Regions from separate parts of the Homo sapiens genome. Here region 2 is linked to region 1. A link is an interaction called in ENCODE POLR2A ChIA-PET data of the cell type or tissue named here. Cell type or tissue: CD4-positive, alpha-beta T cell. All regions are shown on one strand.

Region 1 (4,000 bases):
CCAACCTCTCTGAAGAACATTGATGCAAAACTCTTCAATAAAATATTATCAAACCAAATTCAACAACACATCAATACATCGTGATTAAGTGGGTTTTACCCCTGACATGCAAGGCTGGTTTAATATACACAAATCAATCAGTGTGATATATCACATTAACAAACCACATGATCATATCAGTTGACAAAAAAGCATTCAATACAGCTCGATGTCTGATTTGATAAAAACTTTTAACAGTTTAGATACAGAAGGAAAGTTCTTCAACATAATAAAGCCTATTTGAGTAAAACCCACAGCTAACATCATAATCAATGGGGAGAAACTGAAAGCTTTTTCTCTAAGATCTGGTATAAGGTAAGGATGCCAACTCTTAGCACTTCTACTTAGCAGAGTACTGGAGGTGCTATCAAGAACCATTAGACAGTAAGAAGAAATAACAGGTATTCAAGCTGGATAAAAAAGAAGTAAAATTATGTCTATTTGCAGATGACATGATTGTGTATGTGAAAAATCCCAAAGATTGCACACAAAAACCTATTAGATCTAATAAATTAACTCCATAAAGTTGCAAGATATAAAATCAATATATAAAAATCTGACATTTCTATACACAACAATGTAGCCAAAAAGGAAACTGAGAAAACAACCTCATTTACAATCACATCAAAAAAATAAAATAGGAATAAATTTAACCAAGGAGAGACCTGTACACTGAAAACTATAAAACATTAATAAAAGAAATTGAAGAGGACACAAAGAAATAAGATATTCCATGCTCTTGGATTGGCAGAATTAATATTTTTTAAATGTCCATACTACTCCCAAAGGAATATATAGATGCAATGCAAACCCTATCAAAATTTCAATGACAGTCTTCACAGAAATAGAAAAAAAAACCTAAAATTCATAAGGACCCACAAAAGACCCCAAATAGCCAATGCAATTCTGAGAAAAATAAAGTTGGAGGCATCACAAATCCTGATTTAAAATTGTATTACAAAGCTGTGGCAACCAAAATTGTATGGTACTGATATAGAAACAGATGCCTAGACTAATAGAACAGTATAGAGAGCCCAGAAATAAATCCAAACATATATGGCCAACTAATTTTCAGCAAGGGCAACAAGAAAACACAGTGAGGAAAAGATAGTTTCTTCGATAAATAGTGCTGGGAAAACTGTATTTCTACATGTAAAAGAATAAAATTGGACCCTTATCTTACGCCATACATAAAAATCAACTGTCTCTCCAAATTTGGGAGCAGCAGTTTTCCCTGTGAGTTTACTTCTCTGATAAATATAAAAAATGCTGATCAGTTTTTTTCCTGCTTTTTACTTGTTGTTAGGATGAATGGCAACTTCCAAGCACCTTACATGCCAGGGCAGAAACTGGAAATTAAGCTAAAAATAACATTTTAAATATCCAAATGGTTCCCAGAGAGACAAGGAGTAAGTTTACTGAATAATCTCAGTTATCTCTGAGATAGTATCACATCATCTAACATATGTGTAGTTGTATCCCAGAAAGAGAAAGAGGTTTGGAAAAATATTTGCAGATGGAATGGCTGAAAATTTTCCAAAATGAAAAAAAAAACCTCTAAGACCACAAGTCCAAAAGATCATCAAACAAACAAACAAACAAAAGATGAGATAAATACAGAGAAAACCATATCAAGGCATAACATAATAAAATTGCAAAGAAAAGAAATAAATATAAAATCTTATAAGAAGCCAGAGAAAACAGATACATTAAAAAGACAGGAATCAATGAAGATTTCTCATCTGAAAAGTCAGAGAACAATACAATGAATCTTTAAAGTGCTGAAATTAAAAAAAAAATCTGTTAATCTAGAAATGCATATCCAGTGAAACTATCCTTCCAAACTGAAAGTGAAAAGCACACATATTCAAAGAAAAATTGGAGAGAATTTGTCACCAGTAGATGTGCACTACAAAAAAGGTTGAAATAAGTCGTTCAGGCAGATGGACCTGATACTAAATGGAAACCTGGATGAAACCAAGGGAACAAATAGTACTGGACATAAAAAAAGTGTGTAAATATAAATTACTTTTTATTCTCACGTTAAAATTTCTTTAAAAGACAATTGAATATTTAAAGCAATAATAACAAATTGCGAGGTTTATAATACTTGCAGAAACATAGAATATGAATGTGGAAATGGAAGTATACTGTTAAGAAACTTACATTTTATATGATCTGGTACAACAGTAGGTGAAGACAGACTGTAATTAAGATGTATATAATAAAACCTAGATCAACAACTATAAAAACCAACAGTGAAGAGGTATAGCTAATAAGCTAATAGTAGAAATAAAATAAAATGTTAAGAAATAATTAATTCAGCCACTGCACTCCAGCCTGGGCAACAGAGCAAGACTCCGTCTTAAAAAAAAAAAAAAAAGAAATAATTCAATAAAAGGTAGGAAAAGAGGAGAAAGAAACAAATATAAAAGAAATAGCAAAATGGTATATTAAAACCTAACAATATCAATAACTATGTTAAATATAAGTAGCCTAAAAATTCCAACTAATCGGCAAAGCTTATCACTGTGTTTTTAAAAAAAAGTTTAACTACATGGTGCTTTCACGATAAATGCTTAAAAATCTTTTAAAAAAGGTTAAGATTAAAAGGATGACAAAAGATGTACCATGCAAACAGTAATCATAAGAAAAGTGGAGTCAACATATGAATATCAAACAAAGTGGATTCCAGAACAAAGAAGCTGCTCTGTATCTCTGTAGAGATACAGAGGGGCATTTCACAATGATAAAAATTGAATTCATGAAAATGATCTAACAATCCTAAATATGTATGTACCTAATTTTAAGGGCTTCAAAATACATGAAACAAAACCTGACAGAAATGAAAGGATAAATAGGCAAATTCACAAATGACAACTGAAGATAATTCAAAACTCCTTTCACAGGAAGTGATAGGACAAGTAGACCGTATTAGTGAGGATATAGATAATTCAAAAACTGCTATCAACCTACTTGACCATTAATCAAGATAGACCATATTCTGGGCCATAAAATAAATTTCAGTAAATTAAAAAGGATTGATCTCATACAGACTAAATGCTCTGACCATAAAGAAATTAAATTAGAAATCCATAACAGAAATTTATCTTAATTTTTGTAAAGTAAAAGATAGACATATACTAATATTAGAGTCAAAGAAAGAATCATGGCTAGGCATGGTAGCTCATGTCTATAATCCCAGTGCTTTGGGAGGCCAAGGCAGGAGAATTGCTTGAGGCCAGAAGTTCAAGATGAGCCTGGGCAACATAGTGAGACCCCATGTCTAAGAAAAAAAATAATTTAAAAATTAGCCAGGTGTGGTGGTACATGTCTGTATTCCTAGCTACTTGGGAGTTGGGAGGTGGGAGGGTTGCTTGAGCCCAGGAGTTTGAGTTTATAGTGAGCTGTGATAGTGGCACTGCTCTCCAGCCTGGGCAACACAGCAAGACCCTGTCCCTGAAAAAAAAATTGCAAAGGAAATTAGAAAATATTTGGAAATGAATGAAAATGGAAGCATATACTTATACAATGCAGCTAAATCAGTACTTAGAGGAAATTTTTAGCTTCTGAATTCTTTTATTAGCAAAGAAGGGAGTTGAAAAATAAGTGGTATAAGCTTTCAATTGAAGCAACCTGAAAAAGAATAGCAAATTAAAGACCAAGTAAGCAAAAGAAAGAAAATAAATATAAGAGTTGAAATCAATGAATTAGAAAAGAGGAAAACAATGGAGAAAAATTAATGAAACCAAAAGCTGGTTCTTTAAGAACAATAAAATTGATAAATTTCTAGATGTATAGATCTGAAAAAGAAGACACAAATTACCAATATCAGAAATAGAGACAGGGGACATTACTATCAGATTCTGTAGACATTAATAGGGTAATAAGAAAATATGAACATCATATTTACAAATGTTTGATAATTTAAACAAAATGGATAAATCTCTTAAGTGTTAGA
Region 2 (4,000 bases), 280 kb before region 1:
TGCTGGGGTTAATGGAAGATATGCATCACTAACAGGTGCTTTTCACTGGATACTTTGATACTCATCACCAGCCAGCAGATTCCAAGGTTGAACCACTGCTTGTATGTCTGTTCTTAAGTGTTGAACTGATGGCTGCTCTCTCCCTGGTAATAGGGTATCTGCCCCATTGATAGCTATCAGTGGGAGGCACTCAGATGGAACCCGCATAACTACCACTTCTAGCTCTATGAACTTGGCACTGGTCACTTAATCCTCTGAGCTTCAGTTTCCCGCTCTGAAAAATAGGTATGGCGCTGACACAAGCTACTCTGCCTGCCACTGGTTTGCTGGAATAAAATCAAAGGTATAGAAATGGACCTTGGGAGGTCAAGGCAGGTGGATCACCTGAGGTCAAGAATTCAAGACCAGGCTGGCCAACATGGTGAAACCCCATCTCTACTAAAAATACAAAAATTAGCTGGGCATGGTAGCACAAACCTGTAGTCCCAGCTACTCAGGAGGCTGTGGCAGGAAGGTCACTTGAACCTGGGAGGAAGAGCCTGTTCCCCAATCCCTTCCATTTCTATACTTTTTTTTTTTTTGAGCCAGAGTCTCGCTCTGTCGCCACTGCACTCCAGCCTGGGCAACAGAGCAAGACTCTGGCTCGCAAAAAAAAGTATAGAAATGGAAGGGCTTGGAGAACAGGCTCTGTCTCAAGCCCTCATTACCAGTTGGTCAGCTGATCCCACACAACTTATTGTGAAAACACAGTAAGTGTGTTCCTGAGAATTAAGGGGGTGTGGGGAAGAATGCATCTTTCTGATATTCTAAAAGCCACTCTCTAGAGAGAGTAGTTATAAATGCAACACAGAGGCCTTAATACAACTGTAATATACTTGACCTGTTTGTCACATGGTGCTGGCAAATTGCTTAATGTCTCAAGACCTTAGTTTCCCCATGTGCAAAATAAAGGGACTTGGGTGGATGGTTTGCTCCTTGGCTCCAACCTTCTGTGACTATTGATAGGCATTAGATTTTGAGAGATATGAACCATAATGTCTACCATCCCAACACAGTCTGTTTGAGCACAACTGAATTATCTCAGCAAGCACATGCTTGACTTTGGATAGGTTTCATCTCATACTTCCTCACAACAAATTATCTTGCCAGTGAGAAAAGAGAGGCTCAGGGAAGTTCAACTTCTAAGGCCACATAGCTAATAAATGACTGGGCCAGGACTTGAACCTGGACCTGCTTGTCCCAGGACCTGCTTGTCCCAACACCTATGTATCTTCCAAGACACAGTGCTTTTGCCAAGGGACAGAGGTTTTCCAGATTTGCAATGAGATATTTTTATGTTGTTTGGTAGGGAAACCAGATATATATAATAATATATATAAAATTACATATACATTTATAATTATACATAAAATTACATATACATATATAATTATATATAAAATTACATATAATACGTTTATAATTATATGTTATATATATGACATATAGTATATAATATATATTTTTCTATGTTATATTTTATATGTTATATATGTATTTTTGAAACCCTTTAGAAGGTCAAGACTCTTCAGAAGGTCAAGGTCATTTCACGGGTGAATGGTTAATCCCCCCAAGCAACAACACCGTGTGTATAAACTGCCCCCAGAATGCAGCCCTTTCAAGATGGAGAAGGAGGGGCCTCAGGGAGGGCAGAACGCCCAGCGCACCTGCCAGGTCTGTGAAAGAGGAGAGGTTGAAGAAGAAAGAGTAGGAAAAAGCTTTCTTTCCCCCTCAAGTTAGAAAGCGGGCAGAGCAAGAGAGAGAGATCAAAAACCACTAAAGGTCCCTCATGTCAACCTCTCCCTGTTTTAATTAAGCAGAGTCCACACCCCCACCCCCACTCCCTCAAAAATGCTTTGCACTCAGCAAGAGCTGCTTCACAGCAGGTTGCAGTTAAGCCTTCAAACAACCAGCAGCCTCAGGAAATGCCAGCAGCCCACAGGTGCGGGGCGAGGCGGGGCCCCTCCCCTTCTCCGCACCCAGGCCGAGCAGCCACAAGATGGACCAAGGAGCCGCAAGAGCATTCCCTGAACCCTTCTCCACTGGGCCGTGATTCTCGGCAGCGAGCCTCCAACTGCGGCAACCCTCGGTAAGACAGGCATCTTCCGTGGGGACCCAGCCAACACCTACAGACATCCATACATATCAAGCTCAAAAAAAACTCACAAAACAACTCTTGCCGCTGTTATGTGCGATGCATTCACATTTTCTACTCTTTTTTTTTTTTTTTTTTTAATGCTGATTGCAGCCTTTTATATTAGCGTCACGATTCACTGAAGGTTTCCAAACTCATTTTGAAAACGCAGTCTGCTGGATGGAGGCATTAATGTCCTCCAAGTCAGGCAGAGCCTGACCTACTCTCCTTCCTTGCCTCATTAGCTCTACCCAGCCCAGGTCCCCGCTCCAGCAAACTTGCAGCTCTGGAATGTCTTTAGCAACTCCGCACCTCCAGGCCTGGGCCATACACCTTGCTAAGCCTGATGCCCATTCTCCTGCCCCCCTGTTCTTCCTACAGTTGTGACCACCTACCTCTATGTCTCTGAATTTCTTTTTTTTTTTAATTTTATTTTTTACTTCTTCCCTTTTTTGTTTGTTTGTTTGTTTGTTTCTGCTGGGGTTTTTTGTTTGTTTTGTTTTAGACAGAGTCTCCCGCTGTCGCCCAGGCTGGAGTGCAGTGGCGCGATCTTGGCTCACTGCAACCTCCACCTCCCAGGTTCAAGCAATTCTCCTGCCTCAGCCTCCCGAGTAGCTGGGATTACAGACACATGCCACCACACCTGGCTAATTTTTGTATTTTTAGAGACAGGTTTTCACCATACTGGCCAAGTTGGTCTCGAACTCCTGACCTCAAGTGATCCGCCTGCCTTGGCCTCCCAAAGTGCTGGGATTACAGGCGTGAGCCACCACGCCCTGCCTCCTCCCTGAATTTCTCATGTGTAACTGTTGCAGATTGCAAGCGCCTCTGTTCCCCACTGATCACCCTAGGTGTGGCTGTTCTATGGAGACCAGGTTATGAGTCCTCCAGGGCCTGTTTATCCTGTGGCTGGAGTCCTACTAATCAAAGTTTTTCCATCAACATTTCTAAATGGAAGAGAGAAGGCAAAAAGTGGGGTGGGGGTGGGAGGGGCGCAGGAGGAGGGAGGACTGGGCCCTCCCCCAGAGACAAACCCCATTCCTAAGGAAGGAAAATTGCAATTATTGTCAACTTTCTGTGGGGGACCTTCCATGCTTAGCAGGAAGAGGACAATGGTTTTCAGACCCAACATTGATGGCAACACCTGCCTTCCAGGCGGGAGGCAGGATTCCTCTCAGAGGTGAGTTGCTGAGAGATGCCTTGAGGGACCTTCTCAGAAGAGAAAAGCAAGGCTCGCTGGACCTTCCAGAAAGGCAGGAATGAGGGGGAGGCAATGGTTAGCAGCCAGCCACTGGGAAAACACCGTGCAGGGTGGGCCCCTGGGGAGCGGGGGGGAGCTCCAGCGATGTTGAGGAGGGCATGGCGGGTGCATTGGGGGCTTCGTCTATTCCATCAAGCCCACCCAGAAAGGCAGGGCAGGCTCCGTGTCCCACTGGCCAGGTTCAGTCCTGGGACCCTAGACTAGTTACCAAACCCTGCTGTGTTTCTGCTTCCTGGCCGTCACATGGGGACCTGCCTCTTAGGGTTCTGTGAGGACCCAACGGGTTAAGACAAATAACACACTTAGAGCATGGCCAGATACAGGAAAAGTGTTCTATTCATTTTATTTCATCAACACATTAACTCATGGAGGTAATTTTTTTTTTTTTTTTTTTTCCCGAGACGGAGTCTCACTCTATCATCCAGGCTGGAGTGCAGTAGTGCAATCTCGGCTCACTGCAACCTTTGCCTTACAGGTTCGAGCTATTCTCCTGCCTCAGCCTCCTGAGTAGCTGGGACTACAGGCGTGTGCCACTGCGCCCAATTAATTTTTGTATTTTTGGTAGA

The links. Peaks named below come from ENCODE experiments on the same cell type or tissue, not always from the same donor. Only the 100,000 strongest peaks of a DNase experiment are listed, where the experiment ranks them.
Region 2: POLR2A ChIA-PET joins it to region 1 with 6 read pairs; 2 of 35 experiments call an interaction of 5 or more read pairs at or near these places.

What each region holds. Positions count from the first base shown.
Region 1 is chr17:65,768,523-65,772,522 of GRCh38, forward strand. All of the region lies in intron 21 of CEP112 (centrosomal protein 112), which reads right to left. Among named protein-coding and RNA genes, the nearest start is that of AXIN2, 210 kb to the left of the region's middle. In CD4-positive, alpha-beta T cell, no CTCF peak of the experiment used is centred here; no DNase peak of the experiment used is centred here.
Region 2 is chr17:65,493,444-65,497,443 of GRCh38, forward strand. No RefSeq gene overlaps it. Among named protein-coding and RNA genes, the nearest start is that of LINC02563, 38 kb to the left of the region's middle. RefSeq lists enhancers at 1,467-2,099, 2,733-3,365. In CD4-positive, alpha-beta T cell, no CTCF peak of the experiment used is centred here; a DNase peak (open chromatin) is centred at 2,018; H3K4me3 peaks cover 411 bases.